Linked DNA regions of Mus musculus: region 1 is linked to region 2. A link is a loop called in an ENCODE intact Hi-C map of the cell type or tissue named here. Cell type or tissue: heart. All regions are shown on one strand. Each heading gives the region's core, and the rest is flanking DNA. Links, peaks and the distances in the headings are about the cores only.

Region 1 (5,374 bases), core at 142-5,141, 68 kb after region 2:
CAGAGTCTGGCATGAGTCTGTCCCAAATAGGCTGAGTATCAACACTTGCGGATGGATTGAACAAATGGACAACATTTGGATATTCTGCTCACTTCTCCTCATCATGTGATTCATCATGTCTGGTCTGAATCAGTCAGCAAACTAGTAAAAGAGGGAGCAAGTTCTGTGAGGTCTCCCTCCTTGGCAATACTCCAACATGCCCCCTTCATGTCTTCCAGTGCTGGGGCTCTAAGCCAAACCACCTCTCACCCAAACTTAAGGTGGTCTCCCCACACCAGGTGTGCCTACCCTGCCCTCTGCACCTTGAAGCCAGATGATTTCTACAAATGTGCACGTGATCTTCATGTCATTTTTGTGATGCAAACGTCTCAGTGGCTTCCCATGTACTTCCGGTTAAGCCCAAATACTTACCATTGATTTTAAGGCCTATCATGATGAAGCCCTCAAACTTACCTTTTCTGTCCTCAGTCAGTTGTAATCCATCTCTTCTCTTGTTCTAGGCATCCTGGGTTTTCAGCTTCACTCTCCGCATCCCTCAGGAACATCTTTGAGCCCTCTGACCAATTTATTCTCCCCATGAAACATACCATTTATAATCCTTCAGAGCTCAGCTTTAAGATTCCCAAGTACCTCAGGGAGGCGTCTCTCCCAGATTAAGTTAGTTTCTCCATGCAAATGTGTACTTTCAAGGAAATAAACCATACAATCGTATTTTATACATTTTAATTCTCCCATAATACTCCATGAAAATACTTCTTTTCTCAGTTGAGATGGTATCCCTGGTATGTGGTACAAAGCATATACTAGGTTGTTGCAGGTAAATAGAGTTTCTCCTGCTTCTTAGTTGCCCAACAAAAGGCAAACAGGAAGCCTGAAGGAGCACCTGAGTGTCAGGGGAAAAATAGGAGACTGGAAATGATGGAATAAGACTAAGGGGACAAATCCTAGCAAATTCATTACCCACCAGACAGGTATGTATATTCTCAGAAAGTACAAATGGTGTTCTTGTAGTTGTGTAACATATATGTGCATCACGAAAATGTCAGTGTGAGGAAGAGAAGAGGAAACTTCAAAGATGGGTGTGGTACTCTGAGGTGTATCACTCACCTGGACCAGCCACCTAGCTGTTGGAGGACCTAGTCTTCCTCTTGCCAGTTGTCTCCAAAAAGGATAGAAGATCAAGAAGGTAGGGCTATGGAGAAGAAAGAAAACATGAAGCACCCAATTTATTTCACAATTACAGTGTTCTTTGGGTGGGAAGCAACCACTTTTTTCCCCCTACAAAGGCAGACATCAAATGTGTCCAGGATACCACCCAGAAAATGCCCTCGGTAATCAATTATTCCCAAGACACATGATGTACCCTGGACTCTAATTATATGAAGAGCACTGAAGACCTTCCTGGGGTCTCTTGGTAACTTCAGGGGATTCTGGATTAAGTAATGAACCCAAGAACCCAACTGGTTATTAATTAACCATATGACATCACCTATCCTATAAGTGCAAGGAAACATATTGCAGGTGAAAACTAGAGGGAAACAAATGACCAGGGAGAGACTTAAAATACTCTGATAGTCAAAGTAGCCTTCTAGTGGCTTTAACAATCTTCTGGGTGTTGCCAGTGATTCACATAACCACACCCCTTTCCCAGGATTCTGAGCTGGGCAATTGGGTGAGTCCCTTCTGGTGCCCCCGTATGAAAATATTGGCTCCAGTCACCTATGTGTGGATGTAAGATGGAGGCACTGTAGCCCCTGACATCTGCCAGTACCTAAGATAAAACACCTAAGGTCCCACTACCAAGATGAAACAGGGCTCTGTAACTGTCACTAATAAAAAGCCAGCCTCTTCTTCAGACCTGCTGCCTGCAGGTGACACATCCACAGTGAAAAATTCAGACACCCCCTTGTGGCCAACAAAGATGGCGCCAATGAAGGTGGAGGACCAGTTCAATCAGGAATCGAATCCTGAAGCGAGGTCCTGTTGTCATTCAAGATGACACCTGCACAGATAATACCAGATGCCCCCTTGTGGCCAACAAAGATGGCGCCAGAGGGAGGAGGGTACTGCAGTCAGTACCAGAGAGCCCCTCCTTCGGGCCGCCTCCTGCAGCAAGCCCACTTGTCATTCAAAATGACACTGGCGGAATGAATACCAGACGCCCCCTTGTGACCAACAAAGATAGCGACAGGGCCGGCGGACTTCTGTGGCCCAGTCACTCAGAAAGAGCTCCTCCCTCGGCCCTGCCCCTGCAGCCAACCCAGCTGTCATTCAAGATTGCTCATGCGCCATAAATGACAGAGACATAAAAAATAATGCCATGGTGAACAGGGCTGTATCGTCCCTTGGACCAGAGATTCTTTCCTTCCCTCTTGCCTGCCTCTAGTGGCCACTCCAGCTATTACTCAAGGTGACAGCAGTGCAAAAAAACACTAGACAACAACCCCCAACCATGACAAGTAAAGATGGCGCCCAGGTGGGCAGGGTTCTGTAGTCCAGATCAGAGCTCCGCCCTCTGGCCCTCCTTCTGCAGCAAAACAAGCTGTCATTCAAGATGGCTACTGCACCAGAAACGTCAGCAAAGATGGCGTCAGGTGGGCAGAGCTCCCTGCTCATTCTGAATGAGAGAGACCACACCCCTTTGGCTAGCTTCTTTCAGCCGGCCAGTCCTGCAGTCATTCAAGATGACACCCTTACTTCAGACACCGCCTCCCCATGGCCAACAGTGGTGACGCTAAGGATAGACAGGGGTGAGTTGTACCATCAGTCAGGATAATAACCCCTTCCTAGGGCTTGCCCCTTGCAAGACAGCTTAGCACTCAGGACCATAAATCCTCTCTCTAGCCTGCCTCTTGCAGCCAGCCAGTCCAGCTGTCAATCAAAATGGCACCTTCAGTGATCACTTCAGACACACCATGTATGGCAAACAGATGACGCCAAGGTGGGTGGAACTGGTTTCCAATCAATCATGACAAGAAAGCTCCTCCCTCAGATCCCACCCCCAGCCAGCCTGTCATTCAAGATGGCGTCTGCACCATAAAGGTTAGCGCGGCCAGCTATTGCTGGCAAAGATGGCGCCAAATTGGGCGGGGCTCTGTGAGCACTCAAGACCAGAGAGCCCCTCCTCCTGACCCGCCTCTTGCCGCAAACACATCCAGCTGTCACTCAAGATGACACCCGCTGAGAACTTCACAGGCCCATAAAGCTGTGTGGCCACGTCAATCAAGGCCTGAGCCCCACCCTCAGGCCCACCCCCTGAAGCCGGATGGGCTGTCATTCAAGATTGTGCCTCACTATATCAGCAGCCACTCTTCATAGCCCCGCCCTGCCACTCCCTTCTTCACCATCAGCCAGCAAAGATGGCGTCAGGGTAGGTGGGGCTTTGTGGTGACTCAGGATTATAAAGCCCCTCCTTATAGCCCGCCTCTATGCAGCATGCCCGTCCAGCTGTCATTCAAGATACCTGCAGAGCATCGAAGCCCCGCCCTTGGCCAGGAAAGATGGCGCCAGGATGGGCGGAGCTATGAGGCCTTGTCATTCAGAATAATAACCCCTCCCTAAAGCCCACCTCCTGCAGCCATCTGGGCTGTCACTCATGATGGCACCTATTACAGTTTCTGTCTGTGGCGCGGGTATAACCAGCAAAGGTGAACAAGGTCCTGTTGTCTGTCAGTCACTCAGGACGATAGCCTCTCCCTCCAGACAACCGGGCGACACTTTTTAACTCTTCATAAACCCCACAGTGCTCCTCATAAATGGAGCCAGATACAGTCCAGGGTCAAAAGACCCGTCACTTGATGTCAATTTGAGGCTCTGCAACCAAAATCTAGCCACAGAAAAATGGATTGTTTGAGCCTGCCGTTCCATCCTTTAAATGGAAGGCCGCGAGATGGCAGCATTCGTGCGGCAAACTAAGACTGAGTGAGGGTCTAGGCCACTCGGCCAGTCAGATAAGCCGACAACTGGGGTGCATCTTTACTGCCAACTAGCAAAGGAAGAGCCAGAGGAGCTAGCACCCCATAGACTCAAGCCACTTCGGCCTTTTAGTCTCTTTATCTGATGCTAAAGCGGCGCCTGCGCGGCAAATCCGCGGTCATTTCAAGATGGCGCCAAGCGGGCTGGGCCTGCTGAGTCCGCCATGGCCCCGCCCCCACCATAGGCAGCCAATCAGGATAAGCCTGTGCAGCAAACCTGTCTCCACCCTCCAAGATGGCGCCAACTGGGTGGAGCCGAAAAGTATCTCACAGCTTCTGCTTTAGTCCCGCCCCTAAGCTGCCCTCAGCCCCGCCCACCGCCACTGCGGCAAAACAAGACCCGCCCCCAAGAACAGTGCCGCGCTTAGCGGTAGATGGCTAGATTGCGAAGACCCTGCCAGCCAGACGACCTGGCGATCGGGTTAACCGCATAGCCCTTAGACTTTGCTGAGCAAAGAAAATGAAACCACAGAAGAGGTTGCTCAGAGACGGCACTCTGATGTCCACTGTGGTGGTCTTGTAACAGGACTTCTGCATCATCTGCGTGGCTGGCCACGCAGATGAGACAGGGAGCCTGGATTCTCCCGGGATTCTGGGTGGTTCACACCTAAAGCCCTAAGACCCTAAGATCGCGGGACCCTGAGGCTCCGAGGCCTGGACCTATAGAATACCTCTTTAAATCCCTGTCACCTAAATGGCATCCCTGCGGCAACACGGCCGCTCCGTGGTGATTCCCCCTTCCCGAAGGCGCAGTCTGCAGCCTTGTCAGTTACCCTTGGGAGCCGTGATATGGTCTGCCGCCCCTGGCCCGCGGCAACGCACCCCAAACACCATCTGAACTCTGCAGACGGTATCTAAGAGGGTGCATGCTGCAGAGCAGCCAGGTGGCCGGCTGACTCACCTCCCGGAGCACAGCACTCTACGCACACACCCCGACCAGGGTCGGCAGTCTAGTGCACCCACACTGAACCGGGCGCCCGGCGGCGCCACCAGCCCAGGGTGGACATCTCTCCGCTTCTCCTCCGATGCTCGTCCTCCCGCGACTCCTGACTCCCCAGCGTCTGCAGCAAGGGCTGCGGGACACCTCCTTGTCAGGGTCCTCTGCAGAGGCGGAGCTTCCTCTCTAACCAATCCAAGACCCCATTCCCCGCTTTGGGCCCTCACCACGCCTCCCACACCCTGCCAATCAGACTGCTGTTGTCAAGGCAACAGCTTGGCGCCAAGGCACGGAGTTGACGTCAACGGAGTCAGTGTTAGGGGCCCCCAAGCAGAGTCTGGAAAAGGGGGATGGGATGTGGGTGTGAAGGGATGCAGCCCCCCCAAAAGAAATCGGGGTGAATCAGAAATACCTACTAATGATGCCCCAATGCAAAACCTGAGAAGAGAGAGAGGGAAAAACG
Region 2 (5,374 bases), core at 207-5,206:
AGAGCATACTGACTGGTTATACCAATTGGTCAGCCCTGAAACCTTATACATATAACAGTGTATAGACTGGATAGGTTATATTCATATATATAAGGAATATGTATGTATATTAAGAATATATACAGTGAATTCTCTTAAAGTACACGTTGTTCTGCAGTAAGCTACACATGTAACAGCGACTAGAGAACTAGAGACCATGAATTTGATAGACAGCAGTGGGGGTACATGGGAAGGGTTGGAGAAGCAGAGTAAATATGATATTATGTTATAATTAAAAAAAAAACAGATATAATGGAAAAATTAAATGAGGTTGCTGGAAAAAATACCTCAGCAGTTAAGCATGCTTGTGGCTCTTGCAGAGGATCTGGGGTAAATTCCCAACACCTGCGTGACAGCTCACAACTATCTGTGATTCCAGTTTCAGGGAATCCAATGCCCTCCTCTGGCTTCCAGGAGCGCTAAATGAACACCGTGCACAGACTTGCAGGCAAAACACTCATACACATAAAATAAAAGTAAAACGTACAAAACAAATGAATAACATGAACTACTGCCTCTGGCCCAAGCTGAGGCTCACTGAGATGGTGAACCATCCTAACAAAGACACTGAAAACTGACCTATGTCAGTAACTGGGCTGTAAGGAGAATACACACTTACCTAGGGAGACCAGGTTCTGGTGAATTCTCTTAAAGTACACGTTGTTCTGCAGTAAGCTAACTCCTCCTCCTCCAATCCAGCGCTTAAAGGTCACCAGCTCCTAAAACACCAGAGAATACCCCTAAGCGATTTAAAAAAACAAAACCCCCAAAACCGGGAAAGAGCTTAAGTTGAAACAATGTCTCTCACTTCAGGCAGCCACTGAATTGCCAGACTCACACCCTAGGGGTGGGTGTGGCCTACCCCCCACCCCTACCCCACCCCCTCAATCCCCACAGCTGACCAGGTCTTTATGTCTTCAGTCTCTCATAAAAGAGGGTAAAAAAGAGGGGTGGGAAGGCTGGAGAGATGACTCAGAAGTCAAGAGCACTGACTGCTTTTCCGGAGGTCCTGAGTTCAATTCCCAGCAACCACATGGTGGCTCATAACCATCTGCAATGGAATATGATGCACTCTTTTGGTGTGCCTGAAGACAGCGCACTCCCAAACAAAAAATAAAAATAGAAAAATTCCAGACTTTTCAAATCTTGTTCTGATTAAAATGGGATGTTGAACAAATCAGGGCAGGGAGACAAGAAGGGAAGCATTCAGTATGAGCGCAACTCGTAAAAGTGAAGACAGCCTTAGACAAGTGGGGGTGGGGCGCATTAACAGGGAAGATCTAGGAATCAGAAAAGATCCAAGAGCCATGACAAAAGACAGCTTAACTCACTTGCTGTCCAGAAGATGGCAGAACATCTTTGCATCCTGATTCTGCTGGCCACAGGTTTCCCTGTATCCTGAAAGCGCAGGGTCCTGAGCCTAGAGAAGAAATATAACCACCACACTGAGTCCTCTCTGGCCACAGCCTGTCGCCCGCGTATCACCCTGTCCTACTTTGAAGCCAGCAGTATCCCTGGGCTTCCCTTGGCAAAGCAAACGATCATGGAGACCACTTCTGTTCTCAGCAAAGTCGAGCTCCAGTCATTTCCCATTCTAAACCTCTCCGTGGGCTTCCCACAGGTTTCTAAGTAAAGCAGGAGTTCTCTGCATCAGTGCTTTCTTACCTGTCAATCAAGTTCACCAGGGAGGGGCCTGGAGAGATGGCTCAGCCCTTTAAGTGAGCTTAATGCTCTCACAGGAGGACCCGGGTTCTGCTCCCAGCACCCACATGGCAGCTTGAAATCATCTATAATTCCACTTCTAGGGGATCCAATATATTTTCTGACCTCTGCATACATGTGATACACTATATTTATTCAGATGTGTACACACACACACACACACACACACACACTAAAATTCAGGTAGCTTCAACTTCTAAATAGCAAATCAGAAGTTTACAGGAACCACATGAAGACCAAGCTACATACTTGTGAGGATTAAATGTTACTGACATACACTGCCGTAGGTCTTTGTTTTTGTTTGCTTTTTGTTTTTGAAAGGCAGCCTTTAAGGACCCCTTCCTACATTTTCAATCACTAATTTGTAAGATGACAGGATCACCTTACCCCAAAAGCCTGAACTTACAATCATCTTTTATGGAGGTCTTTTCCAGGTGATCTTTTCAGTAATTTCCTGTTTCTTTCTCAGACTCTATGCAATTTTTCCCCATTCCCTTCTAACTTCAGCTCAGCTCTGTGTATAGCTAAGCTAAACTTTTAACTTCTAGGACAATACCCTGAGTGTCCACATGAGGCACTGTAACACCATGTATAGAATAAAACCCGTGGCAGGTGGTCTAGCTTTTAAAAAGAGAGACTTGTGACTAAGGGAAAGGGGGTGAATTTGGGAAGAGTTGGGGACACGGGATAGTATGAGCAAAACTCATTGTATGAAATTCTCTGAGAACAAATAAAAAAATTGAAAAGAGGACAAGAGAGAATAATGCAAACCAGAAGTGTAGCCTCTGCAGGTCTAGAGCCTGATGGCCAGGTAAAAAATGTTGAAATGCTGTTTGGTGGCACCTGTAAACCCAGGACTCACAATGTGAAGCAGGAGGATTGCAGTGATTTCAAGGCCAGCTTCAGCCACATAACAAAATTCTTTAAAAAAAAAAAAATGGAATCTAGGAAAGCTGCAGTCCCTAAAGGGATAGGACCTCTACAGGAAGACCAATTAGTCAACTAACCTGGACTCTTGCGGAGCTTTGATTGGTGAATCATCAACCACCAACCAAAGAACACAGATGGGCTGGACCTAGGCCTCCCTGCACATATGGAGCAGATGTGCAGCTTGGTCTTCATATGGGTCCTGAACAACGAGAGCGGGGCTATCCCAAAAGCTGTTGCCTGTATGTCGGATATGTTCTTCTAGCTGGGCTGCCTTGTCTGGCTTCAGTGGGAGAGGAAGGGCCTAGCCTTGCAGAGACTTGAAGTGCTAGCAGTGGGGATACCTGGTGGGGGGAGGGGTGGCAGGGGGAACCTCACAGGCTCAGAGGTGAAGGGCAGGGGTTGGGGCAGTTAGGATGTGAATTGTGTAAGTAAGATTAATTAATTAAAAAAAATTCTGGAATCATAAGCACAGGCTATTTATTCAATCTTGTGTCAAAAAAACAAAGGCAGTAGTGCCTCTTGCAAAGCTGCTACTTAACAGAGTCAAATGAATTAATAACACAAACCACCTACAGGAATACATGGTTTGTATTAGTGCCCTCTTTCCCATCACTCTTTAATAGCTCTTTCAGAACTTTCTATAATATCCTGGGATCATATTGATCCTTCTTCTCTAAATTCTCCCAGACCCAACCCCTTTCTTTACCCACCTGTGTTTTGTTTTGTAAATCAATCAAGTCCAATGTGTACTGCCCATATTCTCTCAGGTGTGTGGCCATTTATTTAGCGGAGCATGGTCAACTTATCACCATCATGGAGAGAGAAGGTGGGCTCAATGAGCAGCTTAATTTTTTTGTTTTTTTTTTCTGTGTCAAAGGTGAGGCGTGCCTGAATCTAGCCACATGCTCTTTTCTGTCCATGCCCCAGCCCTCCTGCTAGAAATAGCTATGATCCCAGATTTTCCCTCCTCTGGGTATATATGTAATCTAATATATATTGTTCTCTTGGTATATACATAGTGTGTACTTAATATATTTTGTTTGTGGTTGGAATTATTTTTATTCAAAGGACTAGGGGCTTTGTTTCCTTAGTGTTGAAAGCCCCCTAGTTCTAACCTAGTAACCTGAATTCCTGAGACTGATACTGGAAAAGGATGAACTTGCAGTCCCCATATTTTAGATCCTCTTGCACTGGACATTTAGCCATTCATTAAAAGTTCACTTTTGGGGCTGAAGGGTTAGTGCTTAAGAGCACTGTCTGCTCATTCAGAGGTCCTGAGTTCAATCCCCAGGAACCACATGGTGGCTCATAGCTTTCTATAGTGTGATCTGATGCTCTCTTCTGGCATGTATGTGTACATGCAGAGCGGGCACTCATATACACAAAATCAATAAATCTAAAGAAAAAAGTTCATTCTTGCCCTAAAATAAAAAAGATAAGAAAAAAATCAGTATATTTATACTGAACATATCAAGTCTAGATTCTTTGGTAGTGTTGATTTTAAAAGAACACTGCCTTTTAAAAAGTTATGCACGTATGTGGGTATGCAGGTGCCCCACAAAGCCAGAGGCATCATTCTCCCAGGAACTGGAAGTACAGAAGGTTGTATGTTGCCTGGTATGGATGCTGGGAATTGAACTCAGGTCCTATGTAAGAGCAATACACATTTTTAACTGCTTAAAGGAGGAGGTATACATGAGGAGGGACAGTGAGAGGCAGGGTAGGGCTGAGATAGAGGAAGAGCTGGGTTGACGCTGTTCTGGGGAGTAATCCAAGATACAGCCCAAGATCTTGGGTTTCGGGAGGATGTGGACCAGAGGCAGCCTGGGGGGAGGGAAATGGAAAGCCCTGGGTGCACAAGACAATGATGGGACAAAAAGGCCATTTAGCCACGACTCTTCAAAGTCAGCCTCCAACCATAGGTTCTTTCTCACAAGCCTATCCAACTCTTCATGCACTATGCACTCATTTTTCCACAGCAAGCTCACCAAAGCCCCCACGGCATAATACATTACAGGACCTCATGCCACCTATTTTTGTCGCCTCCCTCAACCCCATGTGTCCCCTACTGCCCCAGCAGGTCCATAGTTCCCATTATGGAATCTCAATTTTCTCAGACACTCCAACACTCACCTGGCTCTCTGAAGGTTCTCGGCAGACTGAATTTCCAGAAATTTCCTGCTCCAAATTCCTGGGAGAGCGCATGCCCAGTCAGAGGTTCACGCATGCGCACTAGGGCAACTCCCACTCAGTGGGGGTGGGGAATAACAATTCACGGGAGTGGGTGGGGGCTGGTGGGGCCTCCCACGCAGTGAGAAGGGTCACGTGGTGGTGGTGGTGGTGGTGGTGGTGGTGGTGGTTGGGGGGAGGGGTTCGATGGGGGAACCTGGCAAGGATAGAGTTGGCGTCCCAGAGGCAGTATTGATGCAAGCAACTCTCTGTGACCTTCGAGTTCATGCCTCAACTTACTGAAGAGTTGCTACATAATTTCAAAATTTTGAAAATTAAAAGTTAACGGTGAAATTATTTTCCTATCATGGGTGACCAGATTTTCACACACACACACACACACACACACACACACACACACACACACACGCAATTACCCAGGTGACCATTTGAATGGCTTTGAAATGAACTTCCAGGATACCCCTCCCCTTACAGGAAATGGAGAGAAATTTTT

The links. Peaks named below come from ENCODE experiments on the same cell type or tissue, not always from the same donor. Only the 100,000 strongest peaks of a DNase experiment are listed, where the experiment ranks them.
Region 1: a loop joins it to region 2, with 6 times the contacts of the local background. A loop is called at or near these places in 4 of 42 quality-filtered maps.

The regions. Positions count from the first base shown.
Region 1 is chr7:6,725,383-6,730,756 of GRCm38, forward strand. It overlaps Peg3 (paternally expressed 3), which reads right to left and starts at 5,037. Exons shown (of 9, transcript NM_008817.2): 1 at 4,876-5,037; 2 at 1,108-1,192. Usp29 (ubiquitin specific peptidase 29) reads left to right here and starts at 5,201. Exons shown (of 8, transcript NM_001360502.1): 1 at 5,201-5,374. In heart, for the core only: CTCF peaks have their summits at 2,104, 2,306 and 3,877 (motif pointing right); DNase peaks (open chromatin) are centred at 2,499, 3,249, 4,169, 5,099 and 1 weaker place; H3K4me3 peaks cover 3,517 bases; H3K27ac peaks cover 2,715 bases.
Region 2 is chr7:6,657,489-6,662,862 of GRCm38, forward strand. Zim2 (zinc finger, imprinted 2) reads right to left here and starts at 4,880. Exons shown (of 5, transcript NR_131759.1): 1 at 4,825-4,880; 2 at 1,371-1,459; 3 at 659-758. In heart, for the core only: a CTCF peak has its summit at 2,335; no DNase peak of the experiment used is centred there.